2 separate regions of the Homo sapiens genome follow, and region 1 is linked to region 2. Evidence: read pairs that join two places in POLR2A ChIA-PET (ENCODE). Cell type or tissue: Panc1. All regions are shown on one strand. Region 1 holds the start of GAL (galanin and GMAP prepropeptide). Region 2 overlaps PPP6R3 (protein phosphatase 6 regulatory subunit 3).

Region 1 (2,500 bases), 120 kb before region 2:
TTTAAGGTGGATGGTGAGGTGTGGAGGGGAAGGTGAGTTACAGGAGGGAACCAAGGCCTCCTCTTGTCCCCTCCTTTGGAGGAAAGTCAGAAGGCATTGCTGCACAGACCAAGGATGTGGAGAAAGTAGAGGCCTGGGACAGGGGCGGGGGCGGACACGGGGAGGTGTCAGCCTGCAGTGTCCCATCTAGGGCTAGGGCTCACCTCAGGCAGCAGGGGACACCGCTGACACAGGTGACAACAACAGGACAGGGAGAGGGAGGGGACACAGGCTTGGGCAGGCAGGGTCACCTGAACCTTGTTTTGAGGGGAGCCTGTCTGGGCTGCCTTCAGGCGATCTGGCAATTCCCGTGTGGAGCTTGGAGAAAGGGAAGAGGGAGGCAGGATTTGGGGTCCGCTGACCTAGGGTGCTCTGCAAGCCGAGGAGTTGAGTGTTTTGGGAGACCCGGGGGCCTGGGGAGAGGCCCAGAACAGGGCCTGTAAGGACTGCAAGGCGGGAAAGCCCAGGAGAACTTGAGCAAAGCCCAGGGTGGGAATCTCACCCCGGGACAGGGCGGCAGAGCCGGGGCAGGAGAAGCTTCTGGAAAGAACCGTACACAGATCAAGTGTGCAGAGCAATGGAGACGGGCAATGAGGTCAAGAGGGAGGCCAGAGGGTCTGCCCAGCCGCAGGCGGAGGGGCAGGAGCCAGGGTTCAAAGCGAGGGGCAGGTGGGGTCAGGAGTGGGGAGGCCATGCTGTCAGTCACTTACGTGGGCCCAGCAGGTAGCCCGCGCTGTTCAGGGTCCAGCCTCGTTTTTCCTTGGCCTTGAAGGGAGAAAAGGGGATCAGATGCCAGGGCTGTGCCTGGAGCCTATGCTGAATGGGTGCACCCAGGCTTTCCCGGCATGGCAGAGGACTTAGAACAATGCATGTGCTTTTGGATAGCTCGCGAAATTCCAGGTTTACCCCTAAGTCGGCTATATTTGACATGAAAATGGAACCACTTTATTTACGAAATACTTCACTTGAGGGCCTGAGCCCGCGCACTCTCAGCGCACTGCACCTGCTTTAGTGACGCTGAGGCCACGCCAGTGGCTCCTAGCCCTCCATTCTAACTAAGCCCTGCGGAACGGGCGAGCTTCTCGCTTTCCCGAGGCGCTGACCCGAAGCGCAGAGCTCTCCCGGCGGCCTGGTTATAGCCCGGGGCTGTTGATACACTCGGAGAAGCGCGCGGGGGGAATCCCAGGGAGCCCCGGACCCTTCCCGCGACGCCCGCAGCCAGGACAGCGCCCGCCTTTCCACTTTCCACCCCCATCCCCGCGGGCAGGGCGGAGGCTGCCTCCTCCAGGAAGCCCTCCACGCCCGGCCGGCTCTGATGTCCCCTTCGCTCGGAGGAGACGCGCCCCGCACTTACCGGCGACCAGAGCCCCGCAGAGGCAGAAAGGGCCGCGGCGAGGAGGAGGGAGGCGAGCAGGAGGGCGCTGCCTCGGGCCATCTGGAAGGGAAGGACAGGGCGGGCGGGTCGGAACCCGGAGTGGGCTGCGCCCCGAGGCAAGGAGTGCCGGGGCTGCGGGGAGGAGCAGAGGCGGCGGCCGGGCCAGGGCCCTGGCAGAACCGTCCCTGGGCAGAGGAAAGCCGAAGGGGAGGCCTCCCGGGGGCGCAGGGTCGGCCCGGCGCCAGTAGTACCTTGAGCTGCGGCTGCGCCCGGGTTCGGAGCGTCGGGGTCCGGGTGCGGTGGCGGGTCTGGGCGGCAGGTCCGGGCGTCGGGCCGGGTCGGGTGGGCTCTGGCGGCCTGGGGCGCTCACCGCATGGCGCGGCCGGCAGCAGGGGCAGAAGGCGCGGGCCGGGTCCCTCCACGTGTCCGCCGCCCGGTGTGGCCGCCGCCACCGCCGCCGCTGCTATATATGCGGCGCACCCGGGAGCCGCCCGGAGTCGCGTCACCGGCTCAGCGCCCGCCTCCTGCACCCTCGCCGAGCCCCGAGGGCGACGGGAGTGACCCGAGCTCGGGTCCTCTGGGCCATCATAGGCGGGTGCGGCGGAGAGCCCCCCCTCATCCCGCGGGAGAGACTCCCCCAAATCTGCAGAGAGAACCCCAAACCCTGTGGGAGAGACCCTAATCCCGAAAGACAGAGCCCAATCGCCCCGCGGGAGAGCCCCCAGACCCGTGGCCCAAGTCATCGCTGTGGCGTCAACCCCACTGCTCCCCCCGGGGTCCCAGCCCCAGAGCAAGCCTGACCCCCCACAACGTCCCACGCCTGCGGTCTCCCTGCAGCTTCTCCTCCCAGCCCCTACCGCTGCAAAAGCCAGCTGAGCTCCGCAGCACTGGAGACCCCAGAGGGTGACGGGCAGGGACGACTCCTCAGTCCGAGCCAGCCCCAGCTGGGAGGTCATGGGGTACCCGGGGAATGGCGGGCAACACTTGGCCCTGCGCCCTGGCCGGCTTGTGCTGGGGCTGGAGCGAAGGTTCAGGCCTCGGGAGCCGTCGATGGCGGGGAGGGCAGGCGTTCCCGGCTCCCTGTGC
Region 2 (2,500 bases):
TCTCCATTTATGTAGGTCATCTTTGATTTCATCAATATTCTATAGTTTTGGGGCATTAAGCCTTGCACACATTTTGTTAGGTTTGTATCTTAGTATTTTCTTTTCTCTATGCTATAAAAAATAATACTTCGAAAAAATTTCAAATTCCAATTGCTCATTCCTAGTACATAGAAATGCAATTAACTTTTGAGTGCTGACTTCATACTTGCAATCTTGCTAAATGTATTTGTTAGTTCTAGGAGTATGCGTTTTTTTTTTTCTTTAATGTTCTTTAGGATATTCTACAAAGACAATCCTGTCATCTGTAAACAGATGCAGTCTCACATCGCCCCCTCCCCTCTGAATGTAGCAACACAGACTCCATCGCTACAAAACATAAAAAAAATTTGGCTGGACATGATGGCTTGTGCCTGTAGTCCTAGCTACTTCAGGAGGCTAAAGTGGGAAGATCACTTAGGCCCAGGAGATCAAGTCAATAGTAAGCTATGATTGTGCCACTGCACTCCAGTCTGAATGGCAGGCCTTATCTCAAAAAATATAAATAAAATGAAAGAGGGCTTTATCAGTTTTCATCCAAGTTCCCTTCTAATACTAATCTGCTGAGATGTTTTATCATAAAGGAATTTAACAAAATGATGATATGTTTTTTCTTCATTGATCTGATGTGATCAGATCTGCTGTCTGTTGATGTGAAGATTTTGAAGGATGAATGAGCCTTGCATTCCCAAGACAAACCATACTTTGTTATGATATATATTATCCTTACAATATACTGTTAGACTTGATTCACTCATATTTTCTTGAGGAATTTTACATTTCAGCTCTTGTGGCATTTTGTTACTTGCAGTCGGCCCTCTGTATCCACAGGTTCTATGTCCACTGACTCAATTAACTGGAAATCAAAAATATTCAGAGAAAGCTGGGCGAGGTGGTTCACCTAGTCCCAATGACTTAAGAGGCTGAGGCGGAAGGATCATTAGAGCCCAGGTGTTCAAGGCCAGCCTGGGCAACATAGTGAGACTGCATCTCTAAAAAAAGGTGGAAAAAAATGCCAAACAAAAAATAATACTATTTAAAATAATGAAACAGCTTAACATATATCATTTACATTGTATAAGGTATAAGTGGCCGGGCGTGGTGGCTCACGCCTGTAATCCCAGCACTTTGGGAGGCCGAGGGGGGTGGATCACAAGGTCAGGAGATCGAGACCACGGTGAAACCCCGTCTCTACTAAAAAATACAAAAAAAGTTAGCTGGGCGTAGTGGCGGGCGCCTGTAGTCCCAGCTACTCGGGAGACTGAGGCAGGAGAATGGTGTGAACCCAGGAGGCGGAGCTTGCAGTGAGCCGAGATCGCACCACTGCACTCCAGCCTGGGTGACAGAACGAGACTCTGTCTTAAAAAAAAAAAAAAAAAAAAGGTATAAGGAAACCAGAGATGATTTAAAGTACACAGGAGGATATGTGTAGGTTACATGCAAATACTATGCCATTTATACGAGACTTGAGCAACCGCAGATTTTGGTATGCATGGGAGTCCTAGAACCAATCCTCAGCAGATACAGAGGAACAAATATAGCTTTTGTTCCCATGATTTTGTGTAGTTCACTATAGTTTCAAAGTGATGCTGGCTACATAAAATGAGTTGGAAAGAGTTCCCTCTACTGTATTCTGACAGAGTTCTTCCATCTTTGGTAGACTTCACCAATTGAGCCTATCTAGGCCAGGAGTTTTCTTTGTTAAAGGTTTTCAATATAAGTTCAATTTCTTCAACTGATATGGGGCTGCTCATGCTACCTATTTCTTCTTGAGTGATCTTTGGCAATTATTTCCTCTAAGGAAGTTGTCCATCACATATAAACTGCTGAATCTGTTTAATGCATTGTTTGTAGTAGTCTCTTATTATTCATCTGAACTCCACAGGAAACAGTGTTAAAGTCCATAGCACACAGTCATTCCTATTATTTGTAATTTGTCTCTTTTCTACTTTTTTCCTAATTGGGATGGAAGTTTATCAATTTTATTGATTTTTTCAAAGAACGAGCTTTTGGCTTCACTGATATTCTGTATTATTTTTCTCATCTCAAGTCCACTGACTTCTGCTCTGAATTTTATTATTTCTTTCCTTCTGTTTGCCTTGGGTTTAATTTGTCCTGCCTTTACCTTTAATTTGTAAGGTAGGAGCTTAAATCATTGACACACATTCTTTCTTCTTTTCTAATATAACCACTTAATGTTATAAATTTCCTTCTACTGCTTTAACAGCATTCCATAATGCAATGATGGCCTTGTAGCATGAGTAGCAAGAGGGTACTGTACTGCTGGGGTGGGAAGAGGGCACCGTACCGCTGGGGTGGGAAGAGGGCACCGTACCGCTGGGGTGAGAAGAGGGCACCGTACCGCTGGGGTGGGAAGAGGGCACCGTACCGCTGGGGTGGGAAGAGGGCACCGTACCGCTGGGGTGGGAAGAGGGCACCGTACCGCTGGGGTGGGAAGAGGGTA

What was found. ChIA-PET counts read pairs that join two places held together with the same protein. Peaks named below come from ENCODE experiments on the same cell type or tissue, not always from the same donor. Only the 100,000 strongest peaks of a DNase experiment are listed, where the experiment ranks them.
Region 1: POLR2A ChIA-PET joins it to region 2 with 5 read pairs; 2 of 35 experiments call an interaction of 5 or more read pairs at or near these places.

What each region holds. Positions count from the first base shown.
Region 1 is chr11:68,683,898-68,686,397 of GRCh38, reverse strand. It overlaps GAL (galanin and GMAP prepropeptide), which reads right to left and starts at 1,854. Exons shown (of 6, transcript NM_015973.5): 1 at 1,666-1,854; 2 at 1,394-1,474; 3 at 750-804. The coding sequence starts at 1,474. The region is part of intron 2 of LOC107984343 (a long non-coding RNA gene); the gene reads left to right. RefSeq lists enhancers at 1,108-1,783, 2,460-2,500. In Panc1, no CTCF peak of the experiment used is centred here; no DNase peak of the experiment used is centred here; H3K4me3 peaks cover 656 bases; H3K27me3 peaks cover 425 bases.
Region 2 is chr11:68,559,813-68,562,312 of GRCh38, reverse strand. The region is part of intron 8 of PPP6R3 (protein phosphatase 6 regulatory subunit 3); the gene reads right to left. Among named protein-coding and RNA genes, the nearest start is that of PPP6R3, 100 kb to the right of the region's middle. In Panc1, no CTCF peak of the experiment used is centred here; no DNase peak of the experiment used is centred here.